2 separate regions of the Homo sapiens genome follow, and region 2 is linked to region 1. The links are chromatin loops, found by intact Hi-C in ENCODE. Cell type or tissue: A673. All regions are shown on one strand.

Region 1 (5,000 bases):
TTTCAAAGGCAGCTCCACTGAGTTAAGGCACATGCCTCAAAGAAATAAATGGACTTTTATCAGTAGATCATGAAATATATGTTAGATTTATAAGCAGTTTGTCCCAAGCTACCATGTGGCTCCACTGATGCCTGCAGATCAAGGTAGGGAAGTCAGCACCCACTTCCTTGTGATGAGCTGTGTTGCAGTTCTTGCCTCTAAGTGGATGACTATCTCTTGGTTGGCTCTCAACCATTTCTCAGCCACCTTCCATTTTCTAGGCTTGTGTTTTGGGTGGACATGATTGCACCCTTCCTCACTTAAAGTTATCTTTTTAGGGACGAATCCGATGATACCACCTTTTCATGTAATCCTGTAATGGCTTCATAGTGTTCGTATGTTAGGGTTCTGGAAAGCCATGGATAGCCTGATTCTAATCTTCCTTTCCATATTTATCTCCCTCTACTCAGCCACTCTCCCTCAAGGTTCACTTAACCAATCACTACTTCTTAAATTTACCTTGTGTTTTATGTCCCCATGCCTTTTCTGATGCCCTTACATCTGCATACTTTCTAAATCTTTATATGCATCAGGAAACTTCCTTTTTGAAGTTTTGTCTAACCCAACTAATCAGAATTAATCTTGCCTCCTTTGTGCTGTTCTGCATTTATGTTTTTCATCCCTTATCTATTATCTTCTTTTCCTAGACACCGTGTTTTTCTCCATTGGTATCATCTCTGTGCCTCCTCTAGCACTTTGTTCAGATTTATTTCACAATATTTATCATGCTATATTATAGTTGCATCTGTATCTTGCTGTTTTCCTATTACACTACGAGTTTTTTGGTAGCAACAATATTCAGCTAATAGCTAACATTTTTTGAAGGCTTACTAAGCGACAGGCAGGATCCTAAGCAATTTACATACATAAATCCATTTGATTCTCATAACAGTCCTAGAAGGTTAGACTATTATTATCCCCGTGTTACAGATGAGGAAACTGAAGGAGAGGCAAGTTAAGTAATTTCCTGAAAGTTTTGTTTCTTGTTATTAGAAGAGATGGCATTCAAACTGAGGCCATCTGACTCCATAACCCTAGTTATTTAACTAATTTGCTACACTGCTTGTCCTTTCATCTTCCTTCCATTCCCTTTCTTCCTTCCCTTCCTTCCTTTCCTTCCTTCCTTCCTTCCTTCCTCTGTCCTTTCTTCATTTCTTCCTTTTATTCTTTCTTTCCTTTCTGACTTTACAATACTTACTATAATTCCTAACATGTAGCTGTGGATGTTTCTTGAACAAGTTAACATTGTTTGAACATGTGTAAGTCTTTGGGAAAGGTAGGCACAGCTTCTTCCCAAGCAAACTCTTTAAAAGTTTAATAAATCTAAGTTAACTTTACATAAACAGTTCTGCTTCCTTAGTTTGAAACTGATAATAACCAGAATCCATTTGAAGCAAAATTTAAGTACACTCTTTCAGAGCACACTAACTCACTTAGTGGATAGTCTCTTAAAAAGCAAACTCAAAATGACCATGTTAAAACTTGTAATAAATAACAGTAATAAATCCCTCCATCCGATTCTTGATAGGTTTTATTGAGCGACTTTATAACGTAAAACTGCTTTTAGAGAGGACAAATTTACAAGCTCTTAGCTGACACATCAATGATTTACGTAAATGACTTTTTCAGTTTTAAATCAGTTTCTGGGTCTAAGAATTTGGATGCCTAAGTATACAACTGTACTAATGCATTTCCCTCGTTTGAAACATCATTTTCATGCATCAGAAAGATTATTGATGTCATTTTAATGAAGTATTTTTTTGTTTGACATCCACATCAGTATAGTAAATGAGTAGTTAAGATCTGTATGGGATTGTATGCCATAGAAACACTTTATGTCACTGAGACTAAAGCTCCCAGCGGTCAAGAAAAGTAACAGGGAAAAGGTTACAGAAGGCATTTTCCCATGAGCTTCTATTCCCTGCATTCATAAACCTTCCTGTCTGAGGAAACTCAGATGATCACACCACACCAAACATTAGCCGGCAAAGAAGGGCAGGCTTATCTTGAGATTGCCAAGGAATGACATGTTTATTTAGCTTTGTTTCTTGAAGATGGTCCAACGATTTTATACAGTTCAAACCTGCAATTTCTAAATTCTATAGAGCCCTCAAAATGGAACCCAAATACCATGAAGAAAATGCTACAAAAGTTTTAATGTAGCATTCCTCTTTCTCCCAATGATTATTCTATGAAAACTACACACTTAAAATGCATGACTCTGGGCTCCTTTTCTTTCCGGATTACACCAACTCCAGACACAGACTTTGACACTGTTTTGGAACATTTAACATAGATACGACTTCTGGAGAAGACGTGATGAATTACTACATTTCCTAGTACACATTTGTTTGTGATTAATCTTAGATTTCATTATCTGATGTGGAAGAACTGTTGTGTTTTACATGTTTTAAAATATTAACTTCTTTATCCCAGACTTTTAAATTCGTATAATCTCATCCATCACTCACAGAGAGTGAGGCAATCGGATTTGGCAAGTGTCCCCGTTTAATCTAACTCAGTTTAGGAGCTAACTATAGTATACTTAGGAAGTCACTGTGAGCGGGGCAGGGAGACCTCACTGGAACACTCTGAATTGCAAGACCAAACATAGGGATAGAAGGATCCCTTATTCATGTTAGGTTTGTCTCCATATGAAGCAGTTTAGTGTTTTTTTTTTTTTTTTTCGTAACTTAAGATTGGTTTAACCATTAGACACAGTGGGCATAGTGCCCAGGGCCTATGACGCATGTAGAGACCTGCAAAAATATTCTTATTTTAATTTCCTTTAAAATATGACGACAAAGTGAATATAATAGTAATGTATATATTCAAATCAATCCCACCTGCATTTTTAGAAGTTTTTTTTTTCCCCCTATGGTGGAAGGGGCCCATGAAGGCAAAAATGCCCATGGCCCAACAAGTCATAATTCAGCCCTGTACTCAGTTGATCTGCTGTATGGATTCTTGACAAGTTTTAAAATATTACTTGTAAACAAGTCCTGGGTCCTCAAGTTACAAGTTATGTCTATTGGACAAATCACTTAACCTCCCTGAGCCTCAATTTATTTATCTGTAAACAGGAATAATAATAATAAAGGCTTATTTGTCTGGCATTCTTCTAGATACATTATTAGCATTACCTCATTTAGTCCTCCAACAACTTGGGAAAGGGTTGAGTAAATGAGACAGACACTGCAATCACCATTACACACCGGCCGAAACTAAGGATCAGAGGTCTGATCTGATTCCCCCAAGTACTTACAATTAGTGAGTGATAGTGTAAAGATCTGAATCCAATCTGATTTTAACACTTGCTTTTTTCTAACATCACTATGAGGATTCTGTTATTAACATGATTATTTTTACATGTGTACATAGTACATGTGAAATAATGTTAGATATACGTAATGCATAGTGATCAAATCAAGGTATTTGGGGTATCCATACTGTGAGGATTAATAGGCAAAAAATGTGATCTCTAAACACCTAAGTATCATTTAAATATAAAGTATTTAATTGCAAATGATACTTGCTTTTGCTAACATTTTTTCCCCAAAGGATTTGTAAATCTAAACATGAGAGTTGTATTTAGATGAAACTACTTGTTTGTCTAATAGGTTTTATTCAAATTTATGAAAGGATAGCACACAGCTAAATATTTAGAGGATAAGGAAAAAATATGAATGGCCAGGTTTCCTTTAATTTCTACACACACAGTTCAGCCTCATATCTCTGTGTATATTTTTTTAGTCATAACCATGCACATTTTATGAGGAAATTGATAGTAAATCATCAAATTATGTTTTAAATTGCTCACAAAACAGCTGGATCCCTTAAACATTAATTTAGCAGGGAACACAGCCACTTTAATAGGAAAATGTTTAAGAGCTACATCACACTTTTTTCGCACTTTTTATCATGAGGAAATCTTAGTTGGGAAAAGGCAGGTCAGGCACTAACACTGGTAACATAAGGGAACCAAAATTCCCTTGACTTTTCTAGATCCAGGGAGGCTCCTGCTTTTCCCCAACTGCCAAGTTCTTTGATTGAGGACATAGCAGTGGCCAAGCCATCTACCAAGCAAAAGGAACAGTTTCAACTGCAGGTCAGAAGAAACCCCACAGAATCGTTACTATCCTAGAATGCTGGTTGTGTAAAGAGTTTGCTTTAGCATCGGTTTTCATTTTATGAAAGAAAAAACAAAGGCCAGGTTGGTGAGGTGAGTTGAGATTAGTGGCAGAATTTGCACTAGAATTCAGATGTTTGCTAGTCTGGTACTTTCTTCATAATAATATGAAAAGTATTAGCAAGAAGAACATGTATTCATTCTGCAAATCAATCCAGAAGACCAATGAAATTATACCATTTACAGACTTATCAGTTAAAGAAGGATGTCCCCCAGGCCTTTTTGTTGGATAAACATTTGTAATCTTATTAAAAATTACTGGAAACCATAGTAGTGTCAGCAGTAGCACGGGAAAAAAGTAGAAATAGAACAGAAATAAAATAAAATAATGTACGGTAGCCATCTCACACTAAGACAGGAACAGGTGATTACAAAATTTAAACAATAATAGACAATTATAAGAATAAAAAGTGACCAACTGTCCTGGCCTGCACAGGGCTGAGAGGGTTCCCAGGACAAAGGACTTTCATGTTAAAACCAAGAAACTCCCATGCAAACTGGCACAAAATGCCTAATATATTGTTTCTCTTTAAATTGTCAATTTACCTTTTATCTTCCTTTTATTTTCAAACTTATCTATAAAAATGTGGTTGTTGTTGTGGAAGACAATGTAGTGATTCCTCAGAGACCTAAGAAATACCATTCAACCCAGCAATCCCATTACTGGGTATATACCCAAAGGAATATAAATTGTTGTATCATAAAGACACATACATGCACTATTCATTGCAGCACTATTCACAATAGCAAAGACATAGAATCAACCTAAATG
Region 2 (5,000 bases), 220 kb after region 1:
TTGTGGTCCTGCCTGGATTGGGCTGTTGTCGTTTCCCATTGACCTTAATCACAGAGTATGATAATACTAAAAGACACCCTAATTGATCTCCTGTATTCCACGAATTCTCTTCCTTACCTCCATTGTGGAGGAGTACACTGATTTCATACTGATAGTCTGGGTCAATCACCCCAGCCAACACTATAACTCCCTTCTTAGCCTGTTGACTTAAAGATAGGAGGAGCCCAAAGTGTCCAGGTGGCAATCTTAACTTCTAGTTTAATGGAATAATTGTTGTGACTCCTGGTGGCAATGTTCCTTCCTCTGGAACTAAGACCTCTAGGCCAGCAGAACATAATGCCACAGGAACAGGAAGCAAAAATTTTGCTAGGGGGTGATGGTGAGTGGTGCCACTTCCACTTCTGCCCTTTGATTCCTGGACCCATGAATCCTGGCTATGGGAGAAACAATACCAGGGTCTGCCAGCCTAGAGGTCTTAGTTCCAGGGGAGGAACGCTGCCACCAGGAGACACAATTATTCCATTATGTATCTATATATATATAGATATATATAAAAACTTAATACTACATATAGTATTAATAATATATTATATATTATAATTATTAATAATTAGTATTATTAATTATTAATTACTTAGTCTTTGCTCCTCATCTTGCAGAGAGCCTATTGTGGGACCTTGTGATCATATAAGTTAATACTTTATATATATATAAAGTTAATACTATATATAGTATCATATTATTATACTATATATAGTATTAATATATTATAATATATATTATTAATACTAATACTAATTAATTAATTAGTACTATATTAAGAACACACTAGGTGCTGTATATACATTATCTGATTTGCTTTTTAAAAATTGTGATAAAATGCATATAACAAACTTTTTTATCTTAACTACTTTTGAGTGTACAGTTCAGTGGCCTTAATAAATTCAAATTGTCATATAATCATTACCACCATTCGTCTACAGAACTCTTTTCATCTTGCAAAACTGAAACTCTGCACCCATGAATCCAAAAGTCTCCATTCCTCTTTTCCCTAAGCACCTAGTAACCACCCTTCTACTTTACGTCTCTATGAATTTGACTACTGTAGGTACCTCTTACAAGTAGAATGGCACCATATTTGTCTTTTTATGACTGCTTGTTTCACTTAGCAAAATGTTCTCAAGATTCATCCTTGTTGTAGAATATGTTAGTATTCATTTCTTTTTAAGACTGAATAATATTCCTTTGTATGTATAGGCCACATTTTTCTTATCCATTCATCTACCAACGAACACTTGTGTGGCTTCCACTTTTCTGGCTATTGTGAATATTGTGGCTATGAACATCAGTGTACAAATATTTCTTCAAGATCTTGCTTTCAACTCTTTTGTGTATATAAACAGAAGTGAAATTGCTGGATTATATGGTACTTCTAATTTTAATTTTTTGAGGAACCACCATACTGTTTTCCACAGTGGCTACACCATTTTATATCCCGACCAACAGTACACAGGGGTTCCAATTTCTCTAAATCTTGCCAAAATCTGTTATTTTGTTTTGTGTTTTTTATAGTAGCCATCCCAATTAAAGCCATTAAAACCACTGATATCACCAGTAGATAGAAGATGGTATCAGTGGTTTTTATGACTTCAATCGACATTTCTGTAATGATTGGTGATTATAAGCATCTTTTCATATATATCTTAAGTAGAAAAATGTCTCTTCAAGTTTTTGCCCATTTTTATTTGGTTGTTTGCTCTTTGTCCTTGCATTATAAAGGTTATTTATATATTCTGAATATTAACCATATCAGATATACGATTTGCAAATATTTTTTCCAATTCCATGAGTTGCTTTCTCTATTGATTGTATTATTTGATGCACAGAAGTTTTTAATTTCAATGTAGTTTAATTGATCATTTTTTCTTTTGCTACTTGATTTACTTTTCATATTACTTTGAGAGATGTATATTTTAGCCCAATTTTATACAGAAAGAATCTGAAGCTTAGAATATAATTAACTTGGCCAAGTCTACACTACCATTATGAGGTGAAGCCGAGTTTCAAATTCAGTTCCATCTGACATCTCTATAAGCCATGCTGCAGTACTAATTTAAATATTCATATTGTTACCAAATTAAGAATAATTAATTAGAATAAACTTTCTGTCCCATCCTGAATTTGCAGATTTGTCAGTTCTACAAATATAGAGTCTGATTAAATTGATTAAGAGAAACTCTTTCCCCCAGATGGCAAAGCTCGGACAGCCAGATGTCTTAGATATTGTATTCTTTGACATGTGAACTGCTTAGAAACAGAGAAAGATAAATAGTCACACAAGACTTCTGACAGAATGTCACTGTTTAGAATAACTAAAGCAAGAGGTGAAGGGGTCAAACATGATAATCAGGGAATGCTGAATGTGGCAGCAGGTCCGATGTGTGAGATCACCTCTAAAATTGCACTCATAGAATTGCATTCATAAAATTGCACTTACAGAATTGCCAAAGAGAGTTGGTAGAACCTTCTCAATAGGTAAGAGCAGCCTGGCCAACATAGCAAAACCCCGTCTCTACTAAAAATACAAAAATTAGCTAGGTGTGGTGGCCCGTGCCTGTAATCCCAGCTACTCAGGAGGCTGAGGTAGGAGAATCGCTTGAACCTGGGAGGCAGAGGTTGCAGTGAGCCTAGATCTCACCACTGCACTCCAGTCTGGGCGACAGAGCAAGACTTTGTCGAAAGAAAGAAAACGGAAGGAAGGAAGGAAGGAAGGAAGGAAGGAAGGAAGGAAGGAAGGAAGGAAGGAAGGAAGGGACGGAGGGAGGGAGGGGAAAGAGCAAGGAAGAATTAGTTAAAATTTAAAAATTAAAAAGTGTCTTTGCACAAGGACCAGAAAGAAGGCTTTTCTTTTTCCATTTTCTGAACCATGAGCTTTGGTCTAGAAGAAGCCCGAAGTCATGAGCCAGCCTAAATCATGGAACCTCTATAATAAAGCATAACATGGATCTCTTTCCTTCTAAACTCCCTTCTACTCTTTGGCAGGAAGCAAATTTAAGGGTCCTCTTTTATACCTTATGTATCTATTAAGCTTATCATCTGAGTTTCTTACAAAGCAAATTTAAGGGTCCTCTTTTATACCTTATGTATCTATTAAGCTTATCATCTGAGTTTCTTACAAATTTTATTCCAAACATAGGAAACAAAATAGAGACCTAAAGCTTCTAACATTAAAAAGGCAATATTTTATGATTTCAAAAAGAAAGTCTATATTATTAAGGTTTAAATTAGTAAAGTTTTGAATAATGTGACCTGGCAACATCTATTTTAAAATATTCATGTACTTTGACCAACAGATTCATTTTTTCATAAGCTTATCATTTAACAGCAAAGAGGACAGGGGCCCTGGAAACAAACCAAAGTTCATCAGTAAGGGAATGGTTGAATAAGTACATTTATACAATAGAAAAGTATACTGCTATTTAAAAAATAAGCTAGCTTTTTTACATGAACCTGAAAGAATGGTATTTCCACTCCATGCAAACAGTAAGTTGTAGCAGTGTACATAGTTTTGCCCTATTGTGAGCTCAGGAAAGGGCAAGGAATGGTAGACAGTGAGGTGCTAACATGGGTTACTTTAGGCCTGAAGGAAGGTTGAAGGGAGTATTATCAGCCTCTTCTTAGATCTCACATGGTGACCTTGTTGCAATAACAAAGTACTATTATATAATTTTTTAATCTAGTAAAGACAAAATTCTGAAGTTCTGCTCAACAAATACAATTTGTAAAGTCAAGTTTTAGGCAATGGAGTTGCTTCTCTTTCTTTTTCCTAAAAGACACTTAGTTATCTATTCACACAAAAGGGAAAAACAAATGTTTTCACCTTGAGTGAAGTGAATAAATAACCTGAAAACAGTTTTGAAAGCTCAGAGCCACTTAATTCTAACTTGATTATAACAGGAAAACAGTGAGCTTAATGTATCTCAAAATAAACATGCTACAATGGATTTAAGAAATACTTATTAGTTGACCATCTCTGCTGCTGAATGGGGCTGACCCCAGCTCTGGAGTCAGACTGCCTGGTTCAAATTCTGTCTGCTACTCACTTGCTTGCTACGTAGCATCTGACTCCTTATTTATTCTCTCTGTTGGCCTCCCTTTGCTCATCTATAAAGTGGGAGGTCACTCCCTTAGCAAGGTGGCAGGCATATAATACATGGACAATAAATGTTAGGAGTTAGGCACTCTGCTATAGAGTTCAGTCCCTGCCCTTAAGTAGCTCATAGCAAAGCAGCGAGACAAATATCTAAAAATTAGCAAGAAACACAGCTAATGAAGATTTCTTCTGCAAGGGATCAGAATCATTTTCAGTTCTCCCCAAGTGGCATGGTCTGCAGCAGCTTGAAGATCAGCCAAGGGCTATGAGTATATAGAGCCACTTTGACTGTCATTGTTGGCATAAGTCTGAAAGGAGAACAAGTTTGAAAGACGGGGATAACTGTTTTCCTGTTTTCCATCATACCTAGAAGCAAGTACATGGTATGCCCAAAAAAAAAAGGAGAAATGAGCATTTTAAATCTAAATTACTTTCATATAAATTATTATAATAAAGTGGTATACACTTGTATAATTTGGACAAAAGAATGATCATTATAGGACTAGAAGAAACACAAATGGAGGGCATTAATTCCATGAGAACAACAAACAGTGAAAGAATGTCTAGCTAACTCTTCTTGTCCCCAAAAATGCTATCAGCACATATTTCACTATAGCTGATCATGAGCAATGTGACTTCATTAAATGCAGATAAATACACAGACCCTGTTTCCATTTCATTCAGGCTAACAACATCTTCAAAACAAACTATAACTACTCCTTTGATAACTAAAATAAACACACAAATTAATCATTTGAATTTCCTAAATTTGCCTTGCTTAACAAGGAATTCACTGTATCACAGAGAACTTCTTATGGTTGGATTGTGTTGGCCAAAATGGTATATT

What was found. Hi-C counts contacts between places; a loop is a spot of excess contacts. Peaks named below come from ENCODE experiments on the same cell type or tissue, not always from the same donor. Only the 100,000 strongest peaks of a DNase experiment are listed, where the experiment ranks them.
Region 2: a loop joins it to region 1, with 6 times the contacts of the local background. A loop is called at or near these places in 1 of 110 quality-filtered maps.

What each region holds. Positions count from the first base shown.
Region 1 is chr2:182,357,821-182,362,820 of GRCh38, forward strand. The region is part of intron 1 of PDE1A (phosphodiesterase 1A); the gene reads right to left. Among named protein-coding and RNA genes, the nearest start is that of PDE1A, 67 kb to the right of the region's middle. In A673, no CTCF peak of the experiment used is centred here; DNase peaks (open chromatin) are centred at 1,001, 2,021 and 2,541; H3K27ac peaks cover 2,665 bases.
Region 2 is chr2:182,575,181-182,580,180 of GRCh38, forward strand. It overlaps a transcript of PDE1A not described here. Among named protein-coding and RNA genes, the nearest start is that of DNAJC10, 140 kb to the right of the region's middle. In A673, no CTCF peak of the experiment used is centred here; DNase peaks (open chromatin) are centred at 2,401 and 2,851; H3K27ac peaks cover 2,802 bases.